2 separate regions of the Homo sapiens genome follow, and region 2 is linked to region 1. Evidence: chromatin loops called from intact Hi-C (ENCODE). Cell type or tissue: endothelial cell of umbilical vein. All regions are shown on one strand. Links, peaks and the distances in the headings refer to the core of each region. The heading gives the core; the rest is flanking DNA.

The links. Peaks named below come from ENCODE experiments on the same cell type or tissue, not always from the same donor. Only the 100,000 strongest peaks of a DNase experiment are listed, where the experiment ranks them.
Region 2: a loop joins it to region 1, with 6 times the contacts of the local background. A loop is called at or near these places in 3 of 110 quality-filtered maps.

Annotation. Positions count from the first base shown.
Region 1 is chr4:138,109,794-138,112,612 of GRCh38, reverse strand. The region is part of intron 3 of LINC00616 (long intergenic non-protein coding RNA 616); the gene reads left to right. The region is part of intron 3 of SLC7A11-AS1 (SLC7A11 antisense RNA 1); the gene reads right to left. Among named protein-coding and RNA genes, the nearest start is that of LINC00616, 19 kb to the left of the region's middle. In endothelial cell of umbilical vein, for the core only: no CTCF peak of the experiment used is centred there; DNase peaks (open chromatin) are centred at 932 and 1,682; H3K27ac peaks cover 2,500 bases.
Region 2 is chr4:138,234,106-138,236,924 of GRCh38, reverse strand. SLC7A11 (solute carrier family 7 member 11) reads left to right here. Exons shown (of 12, transcript NM_014331.4): 2 at 474-600. Among named protein-coding and RNA genes, the nearest start is that of SLC7A11, 6.8 kb to the left of the region's middle. In endothelial cell of umbilical vein, for the core only: no CTCF peak of the experiment used is centred there; a DNase peak (open chromatin) is centred at 1,244; H3K27ac peaks cover 2,500 bases.

The DNA of each region.
Region 1 (2,819 bases), core at 285-2,784:
TTGTTATGCAGATTTAAGTCAGTGCCTTGTCTATTGATAACAATCTCTAATGATTTAAAGTCATTCGCTCCTGGTACAGAGAGGAAGACACCCTTACCAGTGGAGATTTTCTTTATAAATGTAAATTTCCCTTTACAAAAGGGTAACCTGTACTCTATTTTTAGGGCTTCTCATGTGTCTGTGGTACCTTCAAATAACCAGCTCAAAATAATCCTTATGCTAAGGAGTCATATTTCAGGGTGGCATATTCTGGTCTCCTACATAATTGATTGAACTAAATATCAGTAGAATAGGAAAAAGAAGAAGTAGGGCCACAACAAAACAAAGCTGTAAATGCTGTTAAATGTAGCTAATACCAATGTAATCATTAAAAATTTAACATGAATTTAAGCCCAAAAGAAAAAATAAGCACACAATAATTCATTAAAAAAATTTGTGGTTCATGTTCAGTACCTGGTAAGCTAATGTACAAGAGGCATGAAAAGTTGAATAAGATACCTGCTCTTGAGATCCTCAAAGTCTGATAGCAAATGTAGAAAGAATTATGACGTAGTATGGTGAGTTCTATAATAAATTACACCTGCCTTTGCAAAAATTATAACAGTGAGAAAATTATGACAGTGAAAGAGATCTGACCTAACCAACTTCATCTTGCTTTTAGCCTCTAAGCTGCCCTTGTTCATTCCTGGGAGAAGGCCAAGCTAACTTTTGGAGGAATTTCATTTATACTTTAACTTTGAAACAAAGATGACAACAGTTTCTCCTGACACAAAATCCCTCCTGGCCTGGGAACCAGACTGCCTTTGAAAAACTAACAAATTAGCCACAAGATTAGAAATTACAGCTCAGGAGTCATGCAGCCAGAGGCCACAAGATCACCAACCCCCTCAGTTGCTCCTATAGACAACATTACTATTGTAAAACCTAAGCTTGGTGTTTGTGGTATTTCTTAGGAAGTACATTCCGATGGATCAGCTGGCGCCACCTAGACTGGTGAACTGGCTCATCTGGTCTTGTTGTCCCCACCCAAGAACCTACTCAGTGCAAGAGAACAGCTTCAACCCTCGCAAATTAGCTTTAAAAAACCCTAGCCTCCAAATTTTTGGGAGGCTGCTTTGAGTAATAATAAAACTCTTGTCTCTTGTTTAGCTGGCTCTATGTGTATTAAACTCTGTCTTGTATTTCCCTTGTCTTGATAAATCAGCTTTATCTGGGCAGCAGGCAAGAAGAACCAGTTGGGTGGTTACAAAATGAATAGTTCACAGGCAGTGATGGGGCTCACATCATCCCAAAATATGATTGTAGGAGACCAGTATATACAACCCTAAAATATGCCTCTGTGGCATATTATTTTGAGAAACTGCAGACATAAAAGCAGCTCTGAAAAGTTGATCCTTTGTAAGAGAAATTGACATCTATAATGAAAATCTCTATTTGTAAGGGTGTCTCCCTCTCTGCACCCTGAAGAGAGAGATGAGTAATTGGAGAAGATATTGACTTAAATCTGCATAACAAACCTTATCTTTGTTTAAGGTGCTTTTCCTGGTCATATCATAACCAGGCCTTTCCCCACATCCTTCTTTCTTTGTTTCAGAGAACAATGGTATGTAAGCCTGAAGTTTAAATGCTTTTCTTTGAGATCTACTCTAGAGAATTACTCATTTCCTAGCTGTCTCATATAAAAATATACATGTTAATAAACGTGTTTATTTTCCTGCTATTAATGTATCTTTTGTTAGAGAGAGTCCCACATGAGAAATATGAATTGTAGGGAAAATTATTTTTTCTCCCCTACAACAACTAGAAAGTAAGGAGGGTTATTAGTAGCAGAGTCAAAAAGAAGAAAGCATACACTGGAAAAAATTGTAACTCATATAAAAACAAAACAGATCTAATTTTCTTAATATGTAAAAGGTTTCCATAAATGAGTAAGACTAATTACCTACTAGAAAAATGTGAAAATTATATAAGCAGATAATTCATTAAAAAGAGATACACATAACCCTTAAAATATGAAAAGGTGCTGAACTTGAATCATAATGAAAGAAATAAAACATAAAATTACACTGCAATAACATCTCTCACCTATAAAGATTGATAAAGATATGTAAGTTTGATACACAGTCTTATCAAGAATGTGGGAGAAATGTGAACTTCACATATTGCTTGAGAAAGTATAAATTGGTACAACACATATGGAGAATAAATGAAAATATTTACCATAATTTTATACTCTCTGATGGAACAATTCCAATTTATTCTGTGAGTATACTAGTATGTTTTTGCAAAATGATATATGTGTTACAGAAAGGGGTCCCAATCCAGACCCCAAGAGCAGGTTCTTGGATCTCATGCAAGAAAGAATTCAGGGCAAGTCTACAGTGCAAAGCAAAAGCAAGTTTATTAAGAAAGTAAAGTGGGCCAGACATGGTGGCTCATGCCTGTAATCCTAGCACTTTGGGAGGCCAAGGTGACAGATCACTTGAAGTCAGGAGTTCGAAACTAGCCTGGCATGGAAAACCCCAAGTCTACTAAAAAAACAAAAATTAGCCAGGCATGGTGGTGTGCACCTGTAATCCCAGCTACTCGGGAGGCTGAGGCAGGAGAATTGCTTGAACAAGGAGGCGAAGGTTACAGTGAGCCGAGATCATGCCACTGCACTCCAGCCTGGGCAACAGAGCTAGACTCTGTCTCAAAAAAACAAACAAACAAACAAAACAAAACAAAATTAATTAAATAAATGAAAGTAAAGTGGTGAAAGGACAGCTACTCCATAGACAGAATAGGACGTTCCTGAAAGTAAGAGGAGGAACGTGTCC
Region 2 (2,819 bases), core at 72-2,571, 120 kb before region 1:
TTGATTTTCCACAGAAACATAATTTATTAAAAGGGTTCTCAAAAAATAACTCAAAAAACTTAAAAGCTAACTCAAACATTTGGACTAATGCCTTGTCTTGGTGTGAGGTTGTGTTCTTCTAAAAATAGGTCAATATTATTGACATCTCTCTCCTCTTTTTCCCCTATTTCCAGGTTTTCAGCTCAAAATTCTGGAACACATGATATTGTTGCAGACATGTATCTTTGTCATTTCAAGTAAAATTATAGTGTTCAAATAGAATACACTAAATCTCAACTGTGAGGATGTTAGAAAAGGAACTTGGCGGGTCTTAGCAATTAGATGATGGTTATTTGTCTTGAGTAAGGATGCCATTCAGACCAAAGGAGGCAGTTACATCTCAGGCAACATATAAACATTATTGTATCTATTCTAATGCTGGGTGTCTTGAAAATGTATTAAATTGGTACCATTTTGTGACAAATATTTCACAGGAGCTTTGTCTTATGCTGAATTGGGAACAACTATAAAGAAATCTGGAGGTCATTACACATATATTTTGGAAGTCTTTGGTCCATTACCAGCTTTTGTACGAGTCTGGGTGGAACTCCTCATAATACGGTAAGAGCATAGTAGAAAGAATTAAGAAAAAATAAACCAATTCATTCTTATGAATCACCTTGATTATTTTTAACTGGTTAGACACATGCATGTCATGTGACTACATGATAAACATGTCTACCTCAGGATATAAAGCCTGTGATAAAGTACCTTTCTGAATTAAGATATTTTTAATGCAATTTTATCACTGACAAGCAGTTCACCAGCAATGCCAAACTTTTAGAAATATCTACCTTTCTTTGACCCTCAGCTATTCTCTTTGACACTTCCAGGAGAAAGATGCTTACTTGAAAGAATATGAACATGAAAATTCACCTGGATACCTTTTGACCAACTAGACCAAATTAAATATTGAAGTTTTCTCTTATTGTAGATTATATCATTAAGGCATTTAACTTTACTTAGTCATTGTGACCAAGACACTTCTGTGCCTCACAACTTAGTTGGTCACCAAGTCTTATACTTCATAAAAAACAGAGTTTGCATGACAGAGTCAAATGACTCATTTCCTTATATTAAACAGATTAGGAACTACAGTTCCAAAAGTCTTTTTTGATTTTATTGTTGTAACAATGTGTTTACATTCCTGCTTGTCTTGGTTTAAAATCACACTGAATAGTGCTAAGTCACTCTGAATAGCAAATTTCCTTCGACTTTGTGGGAAGCTTATGATGTCATATGAGCATTTCAGAGTATCACAGTTCCTTAAGGCTAACTACTTTGATAAAATGTGATGTGCACAGTCTGATTACAGAATTTAATGGATATTACTAGGGAAACTTGCTCTTATCAAACTTATCAAACATATGTGATTGAGAGTTCATGTGAGCTTTTATGGCTAAGTGCCAAATACAGTGCTAGTAAGTATTGACAACACTAATCATGAGTTTTACAGTGTTAGAAGTCTTTTTTTTTTTAACCAAAAAAAGATCTTCAAAGTAGTATATGCTTCATGAAGGCTTTTTCATTTTAAACACTCTGCATTATTTAAAATTGTTATAATGAAATAATAATAAGTATTTTTTTCCTTTCCTGAAATTCCTCTATCAGGAATGCACTTCTATTCCTTTTGGTTATCTCAATCTTATCTGCTCTTCAAAGGTCATCTTAAATCCTTTCTTTCCCACAATTAATTTCCTGTTTATTCTAATTTATGTTATTTCTTTCATCTCTAAATTCTTCTGAAAATTCTATCTCTGCTTCACATTTGGCATTGAGCATGATACCTTCTATTCTTCCTTAATATTTTAGGTGTCTATATTTTGTTTCCCTTTTAAAACTGCCAACATTTCAAGCATACAAAGATAAGATCTTTTTGTAACCCATATACTACTTAGGTCAGTGCCCTTTTTTTGGCATATATTAAATTATTTTTGAATAAGTAATTGAAAGTTTAAAGTTACAATATATTGTGTACAACATACTCAGCATTCAAATGCATGTACTACTTATTGACTGCTGGCCTGTCAGGCTGGCGGGCTTTGGAGCTTAATACAGTTGGACTTGACTCCGTCTTCAGCCATGTATTAGTTGTGTAACTTTGGCTCATTGCTTAGCATTATGATGAACATGATCATTCCATATAAATATAGCTTATATCTTACAGTAGCACAGATAAAATATTCATATATTAATTTATTTATTCCACAAACTGCTACTGAATGGTAAATGGCAATAAAAAGAGATCTAAAATGAAATCAGCCACAATTTCTGCTCCCAGGTAGCGGATAATCAAATGTTACTTTAATTTAAAAAAAAAAACTACTTTTCTCTGTGTGTGTGTGTCTGTTGACAGAGGAAAGTACCTTTGTATTCTAGAAGCTTTTAAAATATGTTCATATATCTCTTTGTCATAACATACTCATATTGCTGAGTTGGCCTTTTAAATAGGCAGAATAACAAATGACATGAGGAGGGACAAAATATCTAAGTATGTAAATATTTCTCTTCTTTTACTAATACCCATAGTTCCTAAGTACTTCCCATTAAAATTATACCTTTAGATTAAGTTAGTATTGCCAGAAATAATCTGTAAAACACAGATTTCAAGGACAGAAATATTATCTATCTGTACACAGCAGGGGTCATTAAACCGAATTTGCGTGTGCACTATATATTCAATATATATTGGGTTTCCACTATATGATAGACACTGTTCTAAACACTGGAGGTAAAACTGTGATTAAGATAGATATGATTTTGTACCCTTAGAGCTCAGA